Regions from separate parts of the Homo sapiens genome. Here all the other regions are linked to region 3. A link is a loop called in an ENCODE intact Hi-C map of the cell type or tissue named here. Cell type or tissue: heart left ventricle. All regions are shown on one strand. Links, peaks and the distances in the headings refer to the core of each region. The heading gives the core; the rest is flanking DNA.

Evidence for each region. Hi-C counts contacts between places; a loop is a spot of excess contacts. Peaks named below come from ENCODE experiments on the same cell type or tissue, not always from the same donor. Only the 100,000 strongest peaks of a DNase experiment are listed, where the experiment ranks them.
Region 1: it touches region 3 in a loop (10-fold over the local background); 73 of 110 quality-filtered maps call a loop at or near these places.
Region 2: a loop joins it to region 3, with 2.9 times the contacts of the local background. A loop is called at or near these places in 5 of 110 quality-filtered maps.

What each region holds. Positions count from the first base shown.
Region 1 is chr7:36,484,358-36,491,742 of GRCh38, reverse strand. No RefSeq gene overlaps it. Among named protein-coding and RNA genes, the nearest start is that of ANLN, 98 kb to the right of the region's middle. In heart left ventricle, for the core only: a CTCF peak has its summit at 3,815; no DNase peak of the experiment used is centred there.
Region 2 is chr7:37,728,376-37,735,760 of GRCh38, reverse strand. All of the region lies in intron 2 of GPR141 (G protein-coupled receptor 141), which reads right to left. Among named protein-coding and RNA genes, the nearest start is that of GPR141, 48 kb to the right of the region's middle. RefSeq lists a silencer at 6,615-6,724. In heart left ventricle, for the core only: a CTCF peak has its summit at 3,380 (motif pointing right); a DNase peak (open chromatin) is centred at 3,390; H3K27ac peaks cover 40 bases.
Region 3 is chr7:37,197,572-37,204,956 of GRCh38, reverse strand. All of the region lies in intron 13 of ELMO1 (engulfment and cell motility 1), which reads left to right. Among named protein-coding and RNA genes, the nearest start is that of ELMO1-AS1, 200 kb to the right of the region's middle. RefSeq lists enhancers at 1-939, 5,879-5,938. In heart left ventricle, for the core only: CTCF peaks have their summits at 3,180 (motif pointing right) and 5,704; a DNase peak (open chromatin) is centred at 3,216; H3K27ac peaks cover 614 bases.

The sequences.
Region 1 (7,385 bases), core at 883-5,882, 710 kb after region 3:
TATATATGCATATATATATGAAATTCTGGAAGAGGTAAAACTAATCTACGATGCAAAAAATCAGAAAAGTGTTTTGGGGATAGGAGAGCTGGAGATTGACTGGGAAACAATATGAAATAATTTTCTGGAATAATCTATTTTGATAAAGGTTTCAGTTACATAAATAGATGCACTTACCGAAACTCATGGAATGAAACACATATGGTTTGTGCATATCATTGCATATAAATATTATGGACAGATGGAAGGCTGGGTGTGTGAACGCATGAATATGTGTATCTACTATCTACCTTCATAAAAATTAGCCAAGGAGGACTTTTAAAAGCACCTTAAGAATGACATATTGGTATATGTAGTCCTATAGATGAATAATTTTTCTAACAAATCTTCAAAGTCTATAAAAGATTTAGTCCATTAAAATGTTACAAAGTTTATTGTTTCCTGCAATATTTTTACAGGTATATAAAAAGAGCTCTCGTCCATGCTTTTGCTAAGTTACTAATTTCATTACAAGAAAGAAACAACAGGGAAGAAAAAGATTGTATACCCCTAAACTGTAGACTATAAATAGGGTTATAATTTGGCACAGGGAAAGAAATAAGGGAAAGGAGAAAAAGGATAATTAGGATGCAAAAAAGGAACATGGTTTATGAATTACCTTGAAAGCACAATTTTAAAATATAACTATTGTATACCCCTAAACTTTAGACTATAAATGGGTTATAGTTTGGCACAGGGAAAGAAATAAGGGAAAGGAGAAAAAGGATAATTAGGATGCAAAAAAGGAACATGGTTTATGAATTGCCTTGAAAGCATAATTTTAAAATATAACTACTTTAATTCATTCCCATCCTGAGACAATGCACAGAATAAAGCCAACAGTTCCTCCCTGGCCTGCTGACAACTTGATTAAGCCAAGTGACTTCTGATGTCCCCATTCAAAGGAGCAGAAATCCAAGCTAGTGCACAATGCGCAAAAGGAAGTGAGAGACGTTAATGAGATGTTGGATCATTTTGCAGACAACATCAAGGTTGACTAGCTGTGTGGACCAAGTGCACTGCAGGAGTCTCCAACCACTGGAAAATCTGACATTTGCAGAGCTGACTGTTTTGTTCTCCAGCACTGCAACCCTGCTCCCTCCCCAAGCCAGTACGGTGCTCTGCAAAGGTGCCAGCAAGAGCCTTTCCCTCCATCCATCAGAGAGCAAATTGTTCACTATGCAACCATATTCTTTCTCATGGATGCCAAAGAAAATAAAAAATAATGCAGAATATTGGCAAAAAGCCAAACATAGGCAAGGAACTTGAAGTTTTAGCATTTTACTAATTTATAAAGTGGAAACCGATGCAACATTAAGCCTGTTTAGAGCCAGGCCAGTTTGAGTGTTGGCTCTGCCGTGGAACATTAGGAAAGCTACTTAACCACTCTGACCCTCAGGCTCCTCATATTCGTATATCCTTATATTTAACACAGGACTTCTATGAGGACTAGATGAAACAACACATAAAGCACCTAACACAAGTCCACATTATCTTATTCACATTCTCCAAATCCAAAAAGCTCTGACAACCAAAGATTTGTTTCATAGCTCACTTTGGAGGCACACCCTGACCTGCCATGACATGAGGACATTTAGGCTTTATTTATCCCACTTAATATGAACATTTATGTTTCCCTGCAGAAAAATTAATGGGTTGATTATAGGGAGTTGTCCTAGACCCTTCCAGAGCATTATGTAATATATAGCATATGCATAATATTAGCTCTACATATTCAAAACGTTCTGAATTCCAAAGTACATCTGGCCCAAAGAATTTCAGATAAGGAACTGTGAACCAGAGGACATCCTCATTTGATTATTAATTTATAAATCCCCTATGCCCAGTTCATTGAGTACCAAGACCTCCTATGTATGCTTTCAATTTATGATAAAAGAGCTTATGTGAGCGTTTATGGCTGTTTTGAGTAAATTCTATGATATCAGTGAGTTCAGGGTCATCTTCCAAAAGAGAAGCAGAGTTTCTGGGCAAAGCATTCCGCTACTTCTAGACAGCACTTGAGTCTCAAGGCACAAAGCTTAAGGAGGAAAAGTTATAACCTCTCTTGTTCAGGAAACACCATTGAACAAATGAATGGAGTCAAGTTAAAGGAAACAAGGAATGGCCATACCGTAGAAGCCTGCTGAACTCCATCAGGAGCCTGGAAAAGACACTGAGGAGCACTGAGTGATTTGCCTTCTCCCTCCCAGGGTAGGTGCAAACTGCCGACTCCAGGAAGCACTCTAGGAGCTATTCAGTTGGTGCAAAAGTAATTGTGATTTAACAATTAGTGCAGTTAGGAGTGCAGCTTCAGAGCAAGTTTTCATACTACATGGCTGGTCTGCAATGCAGCAGATGGCAAGCACATGGAAATTTGGAAAGATCTAACTTGTAGGAACTGGTTTTGGGCAAAGACTTCATGACTAAAACACCAAAAGCAATGGCAACAAAAGCCAAAATTGACAAATGGGATCTAATTAAACTAAAGAGTTTCTGCACAGCAAAAGAAACTATCATCAGAGTGAATAGGGAGAAAATGTTTGCAATCTATCCATGTGACAAAGGGCTAATATCCAGAATCTACAAGGAACTTAAACAAACTTAAACAAATTTACAAGAAAAAAACAAACAACCCCATCCAAAAGTGGGCAAAGGATATGAACAGACACTTCTCAAAAGAAGACATTTATGCGGCCAAAAAACATATGAAAGAAAAGCTCATCATCATTGGTCATTAGAGAAATGCAAATCAAAACCACAATGAGATACCATCTCATGCCAGTTAGAATGGTGATCATTAAAAAGTCGGGAAACAACAGGTGCTGGAGAGGATGTGGGGCAATAGGAGCGCTTTTACACTGTTGGTGGGAGTGTAAATTAGTTCAGCCATTGTAGAAGACAGTGTGGCGATTCCTCAAGGATCTAGAACCAGAAATACCATTTGACCCAGCAATCTCTGGTATATACCCAAAGGATTATAAATCATTCTACTATAAAGACACATGAACACGTATGTTTATTGCAGCACTATTCACAATAGCAAAGACTTGGAACCAATCCAAATGCCCATCAATGACAGACTGAATAAAGAAAATGTGGCACATATACACCATGGAATACTATGCAGCCATAAAAAAGGATGGGTTCATGTCCTTTGCAGAGACCTGGATAAAGCTGGAAACCATCAATCTCAGCAAACTAACACAGGAACAGAAAACCAAACACTGCACGTTCTCACTCATAAGTGAGAGTTGAACAATGAGAACATGCGGACACAGGGAGGGGAACATCACAAACTGGGGCCTGTCAGGGGGTGGGGGGCTAGTGGAAGGATAGCATTAGGAGAAATACCTAATGTAGATGAGGGGTTGATGGGTGCAGCACACCACCATGGCACGTGTATACCTATGTAACAAACCTGCTCATTCTGCACATGTATCCCAGAACTTAAAGTATAATTTAAAAAAAAAAAAGGAAGAAGAAGAAGCACTGGTTTTGGGGAATTGCATAAATTAAATATACAGTAAGATACAACTATAAAAAATAAATAGCTCTCCATTCATTTCAGGCTGCTTAATTCTTTAGCATACGTTTATCTGAAGGGTGTCATACACTTGTACTCATTTTTAACTACATCTAAAGCTGAATTAATAATAAAATCCTTAACTTTATCAAGAGCATAAGTAATCAATCTTTCAATGCTTTTCAAATGCCACATCGGAGGATATCAAAGCATTGTGGCAAAACTACTAGTGAAGTATTGGCACCATCTGATGGGTGAGATTGGAAACTGCAAGTGTACATGTACCACTTAAAGCTGAAGTTATAAACTTTGACAAGCCAGTGTTATTTCCTCAAGTGCTGATCTCCTTCCAAAATTTTCATCATAAATCCGGCAAATTCACACTAACAGACTGATAGTCACACTAGTAGACTGAGATATTAATCAAGTTGTTAAAAGAAAACATAAATGTAAATATTTTTTAAAGAACTCTTTTATAAGAATTAAAATAAAAGACATACACAAATATACATATCTTTTTTTCACAGGTGTGTTTAAATTTAGTTCTCTTTGAGACCTGGACAGTGCACATTGGTTGTTTACATAAGGAAGAGGTTGTATATTTAGGTTGGTGCAAACGTAATTGCAGTTTTTGCCATTACTTTTAATTGCAAAAACCACTATTAAAAGTAATGGCAAAAACTACAATTACATTTGCACCAACCTAATACAATTCATTCTACAGACTCCTGCTCAAAGAAAAGCCCTATTCTTATGATACATGTGATAAATAAAAAGGAATATTTGAGCTGTATGGGCAATCTCTTTTTATGTTTTCCCACTTTATGTGACTTTTTAAACTGATTGATTGCATTAGATAAAAGGGCTTCTTCTGGGCCAGGTGTGGTGGCTCATGCCTGTAATCCCAGCACTTTGGGAGGATGAGGCGGGCTGATCACTTGAGGTCAGGAGTTCGAGACCAGCCTGGACAACATTGTGAAACCTTGTCTTTACTAAAAATACAAAAATTTGCCAGGCATGGAGGCACATGCCTGTAATCCCAGCTACTAGGGAGGCTGAGGTTGCAGTGAAACGAGATCACACCACTGCACTCCAGCCTGGGCAACAGAGCGACACCCTGTCTCAAAAAACAAAGGTAGGGGGCTTCTTCTGAGTATGTATATATAAATATATATATATATAAATATATATAAATATATATATAAATATATATAAATATATATATAAATATATATAAATATATATATAAATATATATAAATATATATATATATAAATATATATAAATATATATATATAAATATATATATATATAAATATATAAATATATATATATATAAATATATATATATATGCCCTTTTATCTAATGCAATCAATTATATATATATATAATTAGGTTCCCAACAGTCAATACTTTTAATTTTTTCACTCTTCCTCAGAAAATTTTACATAACATTTAAATGTATTAAATAAATAATAAAGACACAAATATTTTGATTAATCATTCTTCGCCTTCGGCCTAGATATGAAAATCAGGGAGACTGAAAAACTGTGGCAATTGTGGAAATAAACAAAGATTACCCAAAGGAGAACAGAGAAGGACTATTTATTCAGAACTTGCTCTAGCAAGGGAGTCAGCTACTGTCACTCGAATTTGGCAGAGACTCAAAGGCAGGCAGAGGAAGGCTTTATAGCAGGGAAAAAAATGGGGAATGCTCCAGTGTGCCCTGATTAGAGGCTGTTGGCATGGGGAAGCTGGAGGTGGTTAGGAAGAAGCAGGGCATCCTATGTGATTGGTTAGGGAAACATATTTGGCTTTCTCTGGTTGGTCTTAAGTTGGACACGGACAAAAACTATGGAAGCTGTCCATTAGTAATTAAGTGACCTCTCAGGGTTAGGGATCTTGGTTATCCTTCCATCCAGGAAAGAGGCCCACACAGCCCCAGAAGCAGACTCCAGCCATTTGGGTGGGGAATTCTGAGGACCAGATACCTGCACATGGTCCAGAAAGGGAAACGCAGGCCCTGGGTGGTCATGTCCCCTTGGCCTTGCAGAGGAGGTGCAAGGTTGGAGATGGGCTGGAGGAGGGGGGCAGGGAGGCAGTCCAAAGCTTGGAGCCCAAGGGAGGGGCCCTGTTGTCTGAGAAGCCACTGTCCTGAGCCTTTGTAAAAACACGAATCTCCCATGATGCTCTTTTCCACTTCCTAACAGCCTCTTATCTGCAGATCCTGGAGTGAGACTTTGAATTCTCCTTTGGCTAAGAGAGTTGTCTCTCACCACCAAAGGCTTACTCAGGGAAAGAATAAAAATTATTACAGGTAACCCTCCAGGCAGGGTCCAAATTTATATTCTCAGTAATTTTAGCAATAGTCACAAAACTTTATTTACATAAATCCATAACAAAAAGTAAAATTAATGTCCCAATTTCAAATATTCTGTCTCACTGGTAAACCAGTTTTCTGGACTTCTAGTTCCAGGAATATGATCACTGTGTGTGTTTGTATTGGCCATCAGGAATAGGTCTGGGATCTTCTTATGCCTTAAGACAAATGGAGGTTATAAACTATTTATGTTAAAAGAGAGAGGGAGGGAGGGAAGGAAAAAGGGATGGAGTCCTATCCGAGAGTCCTTGGTTATTTACCTTTTATAAATTAATTCCCACTAGCCAGTGTGTCAAGGTCAGCAATGACAATATCTTCCAACCCTGATATGTTCTGCATTTGAAACATGTCAAGAGTCGCTTGAGATGACTTACCTATTTTGTTGTCAAACCTATTGCTTAACTTTTCAGCTATTCTTGCCACTGCTCTGAGACAAACAGTGGAATTCAAGAGTTAGTTTTATGACCAGGCTTAAGAGTTTTTCTAAAACACTTCCAGCCAGTGAGCTCAAAACATTCCTTTTCTTAAAAACAGAATTTATTGTACACAACCTTACTGTGACAGGAGAAAGTGTTAAAATTAAAATTCAGAAGAAGCCCTTTTATCTAATGCAATCAATTAATTGAAAAAGTCACATCAAGTGAGAAAGCAAAATAAGAGATTGCATACACACACAGCTCAAATATTCCTTTTTATTCATCACATGTATTGTAAGCACAGCCCTTTTCTTTAAGCAGGAGTCTGTAGAATGAATTATATAACCTCTTCCTTATGTAAACAAACAATGTGCACTGTCCAGGTCTCTAAAGAGAACTAAATTTAAAGAAACTGATGAAGTAATCTCAGAGCATTGTTCTTCTAGATTTCTACTCTTTTTCCCTTTTGTACTTAATATGGCCGCAGTTTCTTTTTTTTAATTTATTTTTATTTTTTGAGACGGAGTCTCACCCTGTCACCCAGGCTGGAGTGCAGTGGCGCAACCTCAGCTCGCTGCAACCTCCACCTCCCGGGTTCAAGCGATTCTCCTGCCTCAGCCTCCCGAGTAGCTGAGACTACAAGTGCGTGCCACAACACCCAGCTAATTTTTGTATTTTTAGTAGAGATGGGGTTTCACCAGGATGGTCTCGATCTCTTGAACTCATGATCTGCCCGCCTTGGCCTCCCAAAGTGCTGAGATTACAGGCGTGAGCCACTGCGCTCGGCAGTTAATCTTTATAGAATCTCTGAGTTATTGTTTAAAAATTTCATTTTCACACTTTCAGTTTATATAATGTTTAACTATGACATTTACAGTATGTCATTTACAACTGGTACGATCACGTTTGGGAGCAAACACTATTGACTCTTCTGACATTTGCTTGTAGAAACAGAAATGCACACACCTGTTAGGGAGCATTCCACTAGCCTCTGATGGTTACCAAAGAATTTTACCAAGGGAATGA
Region 2 (7,385 bases), core at 1,470-6,469, 530 kb before region 3:
CAAGAACATTTATAGATATACTTCTATTATCTGTTTTTTTCTCTTGGTTTTCCATTATGTAATCTTTTCCTTTGATATGTCTAGTAATTTACTAATAAATTCTGTATATTTTTCTTAAAAAAGGTAGTGGTTCCAAGTAATGTTCTTTTCCTTGAGAGGGGTCATCCTTTCTGCCACTATACTAACATTATTTTGAGTCAAGCCTTGTTTGCAGTTCTAGTAAGGCTTAGTGTACTTCTGGGTCTCCTTAGCCCCCTTTGTAATTTTAGCTACAGTCAATAGTCTTATCTCTGACCACTTTTTCTGATGAATCTGGCCTGACTTCAAATCCTGGTCTTATAAAACTGCTGACATCTTTGCTATATTTTTCAGCTGTTTTAAGGCTTAGGATATTAGTCTCCCATCCCCCCAAGTCCCAGAATTCATCAAAATGTCTTCATGCATTGGTGAAGAATTTGGATTCTCAGCTCTGAATTGGAAAAGCTACTGTTGTGAAAGAAGTTGCTTTGAGCTTTTCTCTCCTTGGGAGTCATGACCTCTTCACTAATTGCCTCAGCTGTGCTCCACTGTCTTCAAGCAAATAACTTCTGTATTTTACTTTATTTGATTTCTTGGATTATTCCTGGTGGGAGCTCTAATCAGTTGATCAACCTTCCATCCCATGAAGATGCAGAAGCTAACGCAATTTTTAATGTTTCAGTAGTGCAATACATTCTTACAGTCTTGAAATTAATTGAATTAACAAGAGAAAGGTAACTTCCTCCCCAACATACAAAGATTAGTTCCCTAACTTTTATAAATTTCAATTATAATGTAAATATGTTATAGTACTGTTATTTGTACATTTTAAAGTGCATCATCTAATCCCTGCTGGCAGCAGCCACACTCCATAACACCTTATCTTCACTCAATGCCTCAAGCTCTTTCTTGCCTTAGCACCAACACCTCTTCTCTCCCCTCCCCATCCATCTACTAATCCTTCAGGTCTTAAGTCTACTATCAGTTCTTTAGGGAAGTTTTCTCTGACTCCCATACTAGGTAAGATCTACTTGGTAAGATCTCTTTCAGAAGATAAGTCAGAGAACTCCTACACTACATGAGATCTATCTGACCTTCTCTTTTCTCCTCTTCTGAAGATAAAAGAATCACCTCTACAAGGGTGATTAAATAATCACTTGGGTTAATGGGTGCTGGTTGCTGGTATCTTCCCTCTTTCCCCTAGATTGTAAGCTCCTAAGCTCCACAAGGACAAGGACTGTGCATGTTTTTATTATTTTCCACTCTTTTATCCATAGCAATAGCCAACACATAGAAGATAGTCTCTAAATATGAAGTGGAAGAGTAATTAAATATTCATAACATGTAGCTAAGAGAACAATGCGTTACTTCAATTCTTGCTTCTACTACTGTTTGCAGTGTTACTGTGAACAAACTACTTAACCTCTCTGAGGCTTATTTCTCTCACCTAAAATGTGGATAAGCCCTACCTACCTCATATAGTCGTTATGAGACAAATTAGATAATTTATGCAAAATTAAAACAATATACAACATAATAATTAATATTGATTAATTGAGTAATTAATGAGTTGGGACAGTCTTGTTCTGTTGCCCAGGCTGGAGTGCAGTGGCATCATCATGGTTCACTGCAGCCTTGATCTCCTGTGCTCAAGTGATCCTCCCACCTCAGCCTTCCCAGTAGCTAGGACTACAGGTGTGCACCACCACGCCTGGCCTAACTTTTGTATTTTTTGTGGAGACAGGGTTTCACCATGTTGCCCAGGCTGGTCTCAAACTCCTCGGCTCAAGAAATCCACCTGCCTTGATCTCCCAAAATGTTGGGATTACAGGCATGGGGCACGATACTCGGCCAATATTGATTAATTTATGAGATAAATATCCAACGTATGAAGTGGAAAAAATCTTCTAGGAATATTTTAAACATCACCTTTTGGCTGCAAAATTCCTGCAAACTTCTGTTTTTCTGAGGGGTCTAGCAAGTGGGCAATAACTGGAATGGTAACTAACAGTGATGCTAATCCTAGCAATACTTTTTTTTTCTTTTCTTTTTTCTTTTTTTTTTTTTTTTTGAGATGGAGTTTCACTCTGTCACCCAGGCTGGAGTGCAGTGCTGGGATCTCGGCTCACCGCAACCTCCGCCTCCCGGCTTCAAGTGATTCTCCTGCCTCAGCCTCCGGAGTAGCTGGGATTACAGGTGCCTGCCACCACACCTGGCTTATTTTTTGTATTATAGTAGAGACGGAGTTTCACCATTTTGTCCAGGCTCTTCTTGAACTCCTGACCTCAGGTGATCCACCCGCCTCAGCCTCCCAAAGTGCTGGGATTACAAGCGTGAGCCACCCTGCCTGGCTGTAATACTTATCTGTGGTTTTCCTCATCCACGTCCCTGCTCCATTTGCTGGGACAAGTCACCATGTGTTATGGTGACATCACAGTTATTCCCAGGAGCTGGGGCTTCTTCCCATCCCAAAACCTAGGACCCAAGCTGTTTATAATAACATTCCTTGCCAGGCTGTATGATAATAAAAGCACCTGTAGATATAGCTGCAAAACATTCAGCTAGCCAAGCACATAGAGCCAAGTCCATATCTTCTCAGCCCCGCCCAGACCTATTCATGTACTCTATGTTACTCATTCTTGACTTGTCACCTGATATCTGGTTTTGGTTCTCTGCCTTACCTGACACACTTTGGCTCACTCCCCACCAGCTCCCTGGCTCAGACTCAGCGCTCTTGATTGTTTCCCAGGCAAACCCATCTGCCTGACTTTAAAGCCTAATTTTCCCTTCTAGGAAATGCCTCTTCATGTCTCAGCTCCCCCATATATTCTTGCTACTTTCCTGTGACTACATCTCCACCTCAAGCTTTGTAATAACCTTCTCCCAATCAGAACTAAGTTTTATCTGCGTCTCAGGAGATTCTGCATGAACCACTGCTGTGCCAATCCTCTCCTTACGACCATCTAGCTCTTATAAAGAGTCCTGCTCTGCTCCTTTGTTACATATCTATTACTGAGACTCCTTGGTGGTGCTGTTTATCTGCTCATTATCTTCATAACCTATTTATTGTTCCTATAGTGTAACCTTGAGGTCAAGTTCCATGATCCCACCTACCTATGATCACTTGTCCTGAAATTGAGTCCTGATAGGTTTTCCAGATGCTGCCTTTTATGTCTGCCTGAACTCAGCATGTTTCCAACTTCCAAATTCCTTTTTTATGGTGCTCTGTCCACACTTAATCAGGACATTGCACAAGACTTTCAGATGATCTGCATCAAATTGCAACATCTCCATTCTGTCCCATGGACTACAGCTAAAATTATCCTTCTGCTAAACCATGCACTCTCTCAATCTGCCTGCTGGGGGCAGACTCTCGCAACTCATCACTCTCAAGGTGAGGGGGCTCTGACTCTAGCCTAGGTAATAGGTTGTTGCAAAAGTAATTGCGGTTTTTGCCATTCAAAGCAATGACAAAAACCGCAATTACTTTTGCAACAACCTAATAACAAAAAGAGAGGTTGCAGTGAGCCGAGATCACGCCACTGCACTCCAGCCTGGGTGACAGAGTGAGACTCCATCTCAAAAAAAAAAAAAAAAAGAGAGAGAGAAAGAAAAGGAGAAGTTAGAAAGTTCTTCCTTCACGTTGTGCACATGTACCCTAGAACTTAAAGTATAATAAAAAAATAAAATAAATAAATAAATAAAAATAAAAAAAACAAACAAAGAAACCTCTCTTCCTCTTTACTTTGCTTCTTTCTACAAGGCACTTACTCCCTTATTGTCCCCTTGAAGACCACTTCATCTCATGTAATGGGCACCCTACTCCCAAGATGGCTCCCCAGCATCTAAAAGCAAAGCAAGAACTAGGATGGGGCCAAATGGAGGAACACCATGAAGCAATAAACATTTCAAGATTCACATTTAGTAAGAAAGGACAGAAAGCGATTGGGGCACAATTTTTTCCTAATGGGACAAAAAAATTATATATCTGTATAAGAAGTATTCCTTTGCGCCTGTAATCCCCGCACTTCGGGAGGCCGAGGCGGGCGGATCACGAGGTCAGGAGATTGAGACCATCCTGGCTAACTCGGTGAAACCCCGTCTCTACTAAAAATACAAAAAAAAAGAAAAATTAGCCGGGCGTTGTGGCGGGCGCCTGTAGTCCCAGCTACTCGGGAGGCTGAGGCAGGAGAATGGCGTGAACCCGGGAGGCGGAGCTTGCAGTGAGCCGAGATCCTGCCATTGCACTCCAGCCTGGGCGACAGAGTATTCCTTTGCATATGGGATGCTATTCTAGAGATTGATGGGAATTTTTAATTAGTTGACCTAAAATTTTCTCTCTACATTTCTTTCAGAGAGACACCTCGTTCTCCACGTGCATGACTTGCTTGCAGCCATGACTACATCCAGTGCCCGACCAGCAGAGCTGGACAATCACCTCCCCACCTATGCAGGTACAAGGGGGATTGCTACATACTCGTAACAGCCTGTCTCTAATCCCTGAGAAGAGATGAGTATGCAGGATCAATAACATGATTTTATCAGTATTACATTAAAGAACTGAATTCTCCAAATTGAATTTGAAACATTAAAATCTGCAGATAATTCTCATTTGAGTTTTAATTTTAGCAGTGTCACATTTATCCTCCAGGGCATATTTCTTTGTACAGTGGTTTATTTCAATAGCAATTAATAGCAACATCAATTCAGCCAAAGTAAACATATTTGTTTGAACTTAGACCGTTAAATATTTCCTAGTCTATTAATTTATGTGTCTGTTAGAGTTGGATGCCCACAAAGAATGAAGGAAATTTCGAGCCTTTTCACAAAATGGAAAGTTCAAAGCTTAACAACCTTGAAAGGAAATGTCTTCATTGCTAAAAAATTGAGCACATACAAAAATAATAAATGCTTCTCAGAAATGCTTCCAATACCTCACTTCAGAATATTAGCTTGCTATTTAGAACAGTCCCTGAGACTGTGGGAAAGCCAAGAGAATGTCTGAGAGACACAGTGAGCTGTGAAGCAGTGAGCCTGCCAGGTATGAGACAGACAAGCCTGAGAGACAAACACCATGGCCATGGCCGGGCCCTGGGACCCTGGAACAAGCAAGCCAGCACCTGCAGTCACAAAAACAAGTGCAACTGATGGCTTTGACGCGTGTTATATACAGAACCTGCCAAGTGTGGTTAAAACAAACACTTGCAGGTAAGAAATATGCAGTCTCTGATCAAACGAAAAGCTCTGTTTTCCTGGATGCCAGCTTTAGATGATATATGTTTAGATTTCTTAATATTCAGGTTCAGGTTTTGAAATTTGTCCTGAGCTTTGGGACACAGGCACTTTGAAGAGAAAACAACTGAAGCTTACAAGGTGCCCAGGATAGACTGTTTGAGATACACTTGTTATTATTATTTAGAGATCCACCTCACACTTTATTTTGTAGAAAAATATAGCATGTGCCGTAGCTCAGAATTTGGAACATGGTATGTGTCAAGTACTTCTGCAATGATTCAGTGAATTCATGAAAGAGAGCGAGAGATCAAGAAAGTGAGGGAGGAAAAGAGAGAAGAGAAAGAAGGGGGGAAACAAAGAAAAGGAATAAGAAAAAGAAAGAAGAGAAGAAGATGAAGGGAAAATAGGAGAGTAGGTTCTGAGGGTCCCAGCCAGTGATGCTGGTGTTATACTTAGGCATTGAACTGACCGTAATATTTTCCTGGGATCTGGTCTTTCTTTACACCTAGAAATGATTGAAATGTCTCAGTTACTTTCTCAGTTGATTCTCCAATATACTTTTGCTAAGGAGTGCAGCTGATCCCAGGAAAACCTGAAAGAAGGTAAGAGAGAGGTAGTTTCTGCTTCCACGGAGACAATCCATTCCAAATACAAGAAGCCAGGGAATTGTTTTTTAAACAACATTAACAACAGTTATTTGTTGATGCTACTTAGATATTTCACCTATATATCTTCATTGCGCTTTCTCTTCCCAAAATATTACCCCCACTCACACAGTCTTGCACATCTTTGAGGTGTAAACACAGACTGCATTTTCTTTCAAGCCCTTCAGGCCCCCGGGACATTCTCAGCTCCTTTCTCAAAAAGCTTTACAGGTGCCTTTCAGTCCTACCTTTGTTGTCTTATTCTCTGTTTTAATTATTTTAGTCATTTGTGGACTTGTTTTTAACTTTGAATTTCTTTCAAAACTAGCATATAATTTTTAAATAGTGGTCATGAGTTGTTAACTGAATGGGTGAAATAATGGTGAAAAAGTGCCCTGACTGGATTAAACATTTTTTGGATATGGCCACATTTGGATCTAGACCAACAACTGACATCAGGATCCCAGAAATAAACTGCAAACCCAGAGCCAGCTCTCTCAGGGGACAGGGCTGCCTCTCTGGCTGGCTGTGGACCTCCTTGTTCCACATGAGGATCCCCTCTTTACCTCTGTGATTGACCTTGGAAGGTCATCATGAAGCCTGGCCTCAAACTCTGATTTTCCCCTGCCCTCTGTCATGTCTCTGCTTAAAATCCTTCTTTGGTTACTGTTAGAGAAAAGAAAAAACTCTGAGTTCCTACCATGACATGTAAGCCCTTTGCAAGCTGGCCTCAGCTTCTATTTCAAGGGACACCTCCTCTCTAACCCCCTTCCTTCAGCCTCGAGCTGTGACTCAGACTTACCTGTCATTCTTGGAATGTTCTCTTTCATACCTCCAGCTTGCTTCTTGTTTCTCTAGGACCCAAATGTACAGCTAAACAACTAGAATGAAGTCCAAATTGCATCATCAATGATTTCACTTCTCTTTTTAAAAACTTTCCCTGGCATCCCATTGTCTATGGGAGCTGTGGGAACTGACATATTAGCTGACCTGACATACCAGGCCAGGCCTTGCTGGTATTTGTAGCTCTAAACAAGCCTCTGCCCTATCCTGGTGCACCAGGATTCTCCCATCCTGCCTGCATGATTCTCTTGTGATTCTGGTCTGATCTCATCCCACACACAAGAGAGCTCCTCAGGTCTTCCTGAGGCCTGGCTGGTGGCTATTCCCTTGTATCTTATCAACCCCCTTCCCAAAGCCTTGCCCACAACCTTGCTTGGGTCTCAGTGGTCATTGTCCATGGCCTGAGGACTACATCAATGTCAAAAGTGAGATATGGAAGTGGTTTCTGTGGCTGTTTTATAAGAAACCTATGGTAGAGCCAACATCAGAGACCAGCCTACAAAATGAGAGTCCTACACAATTTATAGAACCCTGAAAAATAACATTAAATAATCCAAATGCTCATTAGCGTGTAGACCTTAGTCACCAGAACCCCTCCCTGCACCATTTTAAAACAGACAAACAAGTATAACCTACTTTGGGATT
Region 3 (7,385 bases), core at 811-5,810:
TGTCTAGCTAATCAGGTAGGGGACTTGGAGAACTTTTCTGCCTAGCTATAGGATTGTAAACGCACCAATCAGCACTCTGTGTCTAGCTAAAGGTTTGTAAACACACCAGTCAGCACTCTGTGTCTAGCTAATCGGGTGGGGGACTTGGAGAACTTTTCTTTCTAGCTAAAGGATTGTAAATGCACCAATCAGTGCTCTGTGTCTAGCTAAAGGTTTGTAAATGCACCAGTCAGCATGCTGTCAGAACAGACCAATCAGCACTCTGTAAAATGGACCAATGCGCTCTCTTTAAAATGGACCAATCGGCAGGATATGGGCGGGGCCAAAGAAGGGAAAAAAAAGCAGGCCACCTGCGCCAGCAGCGGCAACCCCTTTGGGTCGCCTTCCATGCTGTGGAAGCTTTGTTCTTTTGCTCTTTGCAATAAATCTTGCTGCTGCTCACTCTTTGGGTCTGTGCCGCCTTTATGAGGTGTAACACTCACCGCGAAGGTCTGCAGCTTCATTCCTGAAGTCACCGAGACCAGGAACCCACCAGGAGGAATGAACAACTCCAGACATGCCGCCTTTATGAACTGTAACACTCACCGCGAAGGTCTGCAGCTTCACTCTTGAAGTCAGCGAGACCACGAACCCACCAGAAGGAAGAAACTCTGGACATGTCCGAACATCAGAAGGAACAAACTCTGGACACACCATCTTTAAGAACTGTAACACTCACTGTGAGGGTCCATGGCTTCATTCTTGAAGTCAGCAAGACCAAGAACCCACCAATTCCAGACACATTTTGGCCACCCAGATGGGACCATCGCCCATCGCCAGGCGGTGAGACTAATGCCTATTGCCAAATGGTGAGTACCGTCGGACCCCTTTTGCTTGCTATTCTGTCCTATTTTTCCTTAGAATTCGGGGGCTAAATACTGGGCACCTGTTGGCCAGTTAAAAGCGACTAGCGTGGCTGCCAGACTAAAGACACACGTGTCAGGCTTTCTGGGAAAGGGCTCTCTAACAATCCCTGACTCTTCGGAGTTGGGAGCGTTGGTTTGCCTGGAACCAGCTTCTGCTTTTCCTGTACTTCTGGGCTGAGCCGAGGGTCGACAGAGAGGAAAGCCATTCAGCTCTGGGATCCCAACAACAAGTTGGTTGACCCTGCAGCCATGAGCAGAACTCTCAAAGGCATGTCGTCCAAGCAGACTCGCCCATCTATCCTATCTATTCTGACCCTTGCCGCCTGGGTCCTAATGCCTGCCAGACAAACTTCCTCTCGCCTCTCTTCTCTGAGGCTAGTCCCACTTCTAAAAAACCACTCCCTGTCTCTGGTGCTTTTCTAGTTTCTCCTATAAGAATTATTTCTAGTATAAACTCCAGGACTCTGTTACCTTCTTTAGGTGCCCGGGCTCACCAATCAGAAAGATGTAATTTTTGCCCAAAGCCCCATTGTAGGGGGACTATCTGGAATTTTAGGATCCCTCCTCAGACAATCAGGCCTAACAAAAGCTATTCCTGAAGCTAGGATATGGTGAGCCTCAGAAATTGTATCCTTCCTATTCATATAAGTGAGGACAAAAGACATCACTCTTCCAACTCTGGAGATCCCTTCCCTCCCTCAGGGTACGACCCTCCACTTCATTTTTCGGGCATAACATCTTTATAGGACATGGGTAAGGTCCCAATACTAACGGGAGAATGCTTAAGACTCTAACAGGTTTTCGAGAATGTGTCAGTAAGGGCCATTAAATACAATTTTGCTCAGTCCTCTTTGTGGTCTAGGAGGACAGGCAAGGGTCCAGGTTTTCGAGAATGTGTCAATAAAGGCCACTAAATCTGACCTTCTTGGTCCTCCTTGTGGTCTGGGAGGAAAACTAGTGTTTCTGCTGCTGCATCAGTGAGTGCAACTATTCTGATCAGCAGGGTCCAGGGACCGTTGTGGGTTCTTGGGGAGGGGTTGTTTCTGCTACTGCATTAGTGAGCACAACTATTCCGATCAGCAGGGTCCAGGGACAGTTGTGGGTTCTTGGGGAGGGGGAGAAACAAACCAAAACCATGGGCGGTTTTGTCTTTCAGATGGAAAACACTGAGACATCAACAGGCTCACCCTTGAAATACATCCTAAGCCATTGGGACCAATTTGACCCACAAACCCTGAAAAAGAGGTGGCTCATTTTTTTCCTGCACTATGGCCTGGCCCCATATTCTCTCTCTGATGGGGAAAAATGGCCACCTGAGGGAAGTATAAATTACAGTAAGAAGGAAAAGCTAAATAATTTCTACAGATCATTCAGTACTGCTCAGTAGTACCATGTTGGAATTCACAGGGGAAGTATTATAACTTACTGTGTTTCAATTCATTTATTTTAAAGCCAGAAACTGCCTTGAAATGGCTGCTATACCAAAATACCGCATCCCCAAAACCTGGTGAATTCTCAGAAAAATCATTCTAGGTGAAGAGAAGCCAGTCTATGGTGGACTTGCCTTATATTTCAGCACCGATCCCAGTGTGATTTTATCATAGGCTTTCATCACTAAGAATGTGGTGCAGTCTCTTGGAGTACAAGGACAGCATTAGTAAGAATCTAGAATACATTTATGGGAATTGGAGAAATTAAATTTTGACATTCACTTAATTTTTGTGGTATTCTCTTTTTGCCACAGAGCATCTCTGGAAAGCACAAGATAATGCAGGTTTTTGTCAATCGAATCACTTTTCCCTATATCCCTTATTAATAACTGGGATAGTATTCTGAAACAAGTACTTTGCTTTCAAATACATTTTAGATTTAACCCATAAACCTAAAAGTAAAATAACAGTATATTTAAAAACACACATTTACTGAAATCTTATACAGTTATAGCTATATAGAATGCAGGAGGTCCCGGGGTGCTCTGCAGGGAAGCTCTGCCAGTCCTAGCCAGTCCACCAGACCCAGTCAGCCCCTTTCACCTGAAGGATCCTTGGGGGACATGGGTAAAGGGATTACCTGGGATGGTTCAGGCTGCATGAACTCACAGAGATGTGCCTGTTCCTCAGGGACCAGATCTTACACTGTCAGCCTCCTTGACACTTTGATCAGACCGGACTCTCTCTTTTCCTATCTGAAATGCTGCAGACCTCAGTTCTAATAACTTCTGAGGCATCCCTGGCCCCAACAAGCCAGGAAATTCCTTAGTGAACCAGAGCAGAAATAGCCACCAGATGGCGCAAACACACAGCCATTGGCTCTCAGCCAGTCCCCTGAACTCTGGCTGACCAGCTGCTGGGACATTCTGTTACGTTGCAACCCTGCTTATAAGCCTGAAACGTTTGAAGTTGTTTAAAGTTTAAAGGCCAAGACAGGGGTTCTTGGGGTCTCCTTAGAGGGCTCTAAAGCTTTCATCAGGACCCGGTAGGAACTAGAAGCATTGTTGGATGTGCAACTGGCCCCCCTATTAAATGGGATTTGCCTGATGTTCATGGCAGATGGGCTTTTTCCCAGGACCTGAGTCTCCCAACTCTCATTCCCAGTTATTTTTCCTTACTCTGTCATGAAAGTATTTTAAGTAGGGCAAGCAATTTTTGCTTTCTGCTTTAACATGGAAATATAGGAAAGAATGCACTGGAAATGGAAAGTCTATGAATGTTGGCTGTAAAAACAATAATAATGTATTTGGGGGTTGAAAGTACTGTCCCATTATTAAAATATGTGACAGTAATAACGTGAGGAGGGCAGGGTAGTAAAGGGAGTTAAAGTGAACCAGCATTGGTGGGGAGTTATGCAAAGCTGTATGGGGAAGTTTGATCTGACTCTTGACATGTGGTTCTCAGGTAAATAGAATCTTTTAGAATCATTTTTCAATTTTTTAAACAGTAGCCATTTCTGGAGCTGTATGTTCAGAGGTACTGTTGAGATTTCTGTTTTAATGGTAGGGAGCATTCGAGCCTCTTGAGCATTCTTTTCTTTTTATCTCTAACTTTTCTTTCCTCACTCCTAAAAATATTAAGGGGAATTTATTTTTATTTGTATTTTTTTTTTTTTTATTGAGACAGAGTCTCACTTTGTCACCCAGGCTGGAGTGCAGTGGTGCGATCTCGGCTCAACTGCCTCCTGGGCTCCAGCTATCCTACCACCTCAGGACCACAGGCGCTCACCACCAGGCCCAGCTATTTTTTTGTATTTGTGGTAGAGACAGCATTTCACCATGTTGCCCAGGCTGGTCTCAAACTCTTGAGCTCAAGCGACCCACCCGCCTTGGCCTCCCAAGGTGCTTGGATTACAGGTGTGAGCCATGGCGCCTGGCCATAAAGGGGAATTTTAAAAGGGAAGAGAAGCGAAAGTGGGTGGCCTATGAAGCTGCTGATGGGTCAAGCAAAAACTGTCAGGGAGTTTGGTTGCACACTTCACTGATTGGCAGGTGGGCATCCTTTTCAGGTGGCCCATTCGTCACAGGTGAAGAGAGGATTGCCAGCACCCTGCCTGTACATGTTCAGGGTTGCCTCTGTGCTGTCTTTCTTGGATGCTTTTGGTCAAATGACAGAGAGAATGGCATGCACTGTCTTCATGTTTAATTTTATATGCAGAGTTGTCTTAAAGTTGTAGCTGCTAGTTGGGCACAGTGGCTCTCTCCTATAATTTCAGCAGTTTGGGAGGCAGAGGAGAGAGGATCACTTGAGGCCAGGAGTTCAAGACTAGCCTGGGCAATAAAGTCACACTCTTGTCTCTACAAAAAAAAAAAAAAAATTAATTAGCTTGGCCTGGTGGCATGCGTCTGTAGTCCCAGCTGCTTGGGAGGCTGAGGCAGGAGGATCTCTTGAGCCCAGAAGGTCAAGGCTGCAGCAAGCTATGATTACATCACTGAATTCCAGCCTGGGCAACAGAGCGAAACCCTATCTGTCTGTGGGGGGATAAAAAACAAGTTGTAGCTGCACATGTAGGAAAGAAAAGGTTAGCTTTGGAAAGCTCTCTTGAAAAACTGAAGAAGATCAGGTTTATTTCCTGTCATTGAACCAAGTGAACCAAGCACATTAAGTCATGGGGCAGGGCCTCTGCACAGTGGGCTCTTCTCAGATAACTCAAGGTCTCGTGGGGCCATTTCCACTTCAGTGTAGCATCATCATACTTCCTAGGGGTGCAGAGAGATCAAGAACTCCCACTTAGAATACTTGCAGATCTTTCTTCTGTGATCCACCTTTGCTGTCAGCTGCATTGAGAAAGGACATCCAAACTGGTGCAGTGGGGCCCCTAAGGACAGTCCTAACACAAGCTCTCTGTCACTGTCTCAGGTGAAGAGTTGGCCCATGTTTTGCTCTTGCTGCAAGGCATGTGCTGTTGCCACCATTTCCATCTGTTTGGTGACTTTCGTATGGGATATGTTACTCCCTTCTTCCTACTCCGGCATGGGGAGGGAGCAAGGAGGAGTACTTATTGCTGGGAGTAATCTAATTTCAGAAGCACCCATGACCTGTGGACTCCTTCTGAAAAGGGGATGCATGAATAATTGTACTTTTAAAACTTTGTTTTGTTTTGAGACAGGGTCTTGTTCTTTTGCCCAGGCTGGAGTGCAGTGGCATCATCATGGCTCACTGCAACCTCCACCTCCCACCTCAGCCTCCCAAAATGCTGGGATTACAGATGTGGGCCACCATGTTCAGCCCGTTTTCATATTTTTAGAGGAACTATTTTAAGGGAAAAATTTTAAAAACAAATGACCTATGATTCATTACCATGATAATACTTGACCTTCGTTCTTCTTACTTTTTACGGTAATTAACTTTAACTCCAGACACAATTTCTCAGGAATGGTTATTGAACACCAGGTGAAGAGACAGGTTTCTTCCAGTCCTGTTTTTCCAAACTCCTTTCCTATTTAGCACGCATTGTGGTGCCTTAGGAGGGACATTTGTGGGCAGTTAGGGTTGAATCTGTTCTCTGGTCCACTAGGGGGCGCGCCTATCAAAGGCATGTGTGTGAGAAACTCTGCAGGCTGATGGCACTTCAATAAAGAGCAGCTCTGATGTGTTCATGAAGTGGAGGACTTAGTGGGGACTCTTCTAAGTGGGTAAGTTTAGCAGGTTCAGAAAAATGCTTTTCCAGCCAGAATCTTCCTCCTTCCCCCTTTTAGCTCAAAATCTCCAATAACTCTGTCCCCTGGCTGTGGCGGAAGGAGAGGCAACATATTAAACAGTGTCAATCCTTCGTCCCTGAGTGTATTGTGCAAACTTCCTTGGCATCCTTTCTTTGCACATGGCGCTTTGGAGCAAAAGGGCACCATCCAGCAGGTGCAAGGGTGACACATAGGGAACCAAGGGCAAAGAAACGTCAGGGTCTCGTAATGTATAAGCAAGTCAATTGTGTTTGAGGCTAATAAAACATAGCTTTTACGAGTGCAGCCTTTGGTGCCAGACTGCCTGGTTTTGCATCCCAGCTTCATTGCTCATTAGCTGTGTGATCTTGAACAATTTACCTAAGTGTTTCTTGCCTCATTAGTGAGTTGGATATAGTCGTATCTCCCACCCAGGCTTGTTATGGACATTAATGAGTTAATTGATGTTAAGTTCTGAGAAGCCTTGGCATGGAGCCAGTTTTAGTAAGTTTTTACAATTGATGATTGTCATTTGGATCTGATGGTGGAAATGAGTCTGCAGAATGCATTTACAGTAACCCAGATGACTGGGGACATTCTTCATTTGACTATAACCAGCTGGGTCTGAGAGTAGAAATACATGGCTTCAAAAACAGTTAATTGTCAGGAGTGGCATATCCCAAAGTCCATGAATTCTAGAGAATTTCGTAAGAGTGCTTAGCAGTGCAGGACTTTTATACCCCTCAAAGAGCCTCTTTAGTGAAGGAAGCGGTGGATTTTTTGCTCTGTATTTTTGCTACTCAGGAATTAGCATGTAGGCACATGGCCGAGGATGTCCTTATGCTGCCTGCTCTTGTGCAGATTTTCAAAAGCAGATAAGACTCAAAACCACAACATATATTAAATCAATATTACTGTCCATGACAGGAAGCATTTTTCAATTGGATGACTCCATCCACGATACCCTTTGGAGAGTGCCTTGGACCTAGGCTGGACAGTGCTAGGACAGAGGACCACCAGAGTCTGGCAGGGCTGAGTGGTGATGGGGTCCTGGTACCTGGGAAAGGTAGTTATAGGCATCCAGCACCTCTTCCTCTGATGATTTTCTGTAGGTGCTTGTACTCGTGATTTTGCCTCTAGTAGGATCATATCAAAGCACCCCTGAGAATCATGCTGGTTATTCTGGGGTGCAGGCAAGAGAGGGAAGGAATGACCAGTTAAGAGTCCTGTGATCCAGTTACCTGCTTCCCATTGACCTGCTTTTGATGGCCATCAATCAGCTCCACGCAAAGCTAGCATGCCTTCTATCTTTATCCTTTCTCCTGAGACAG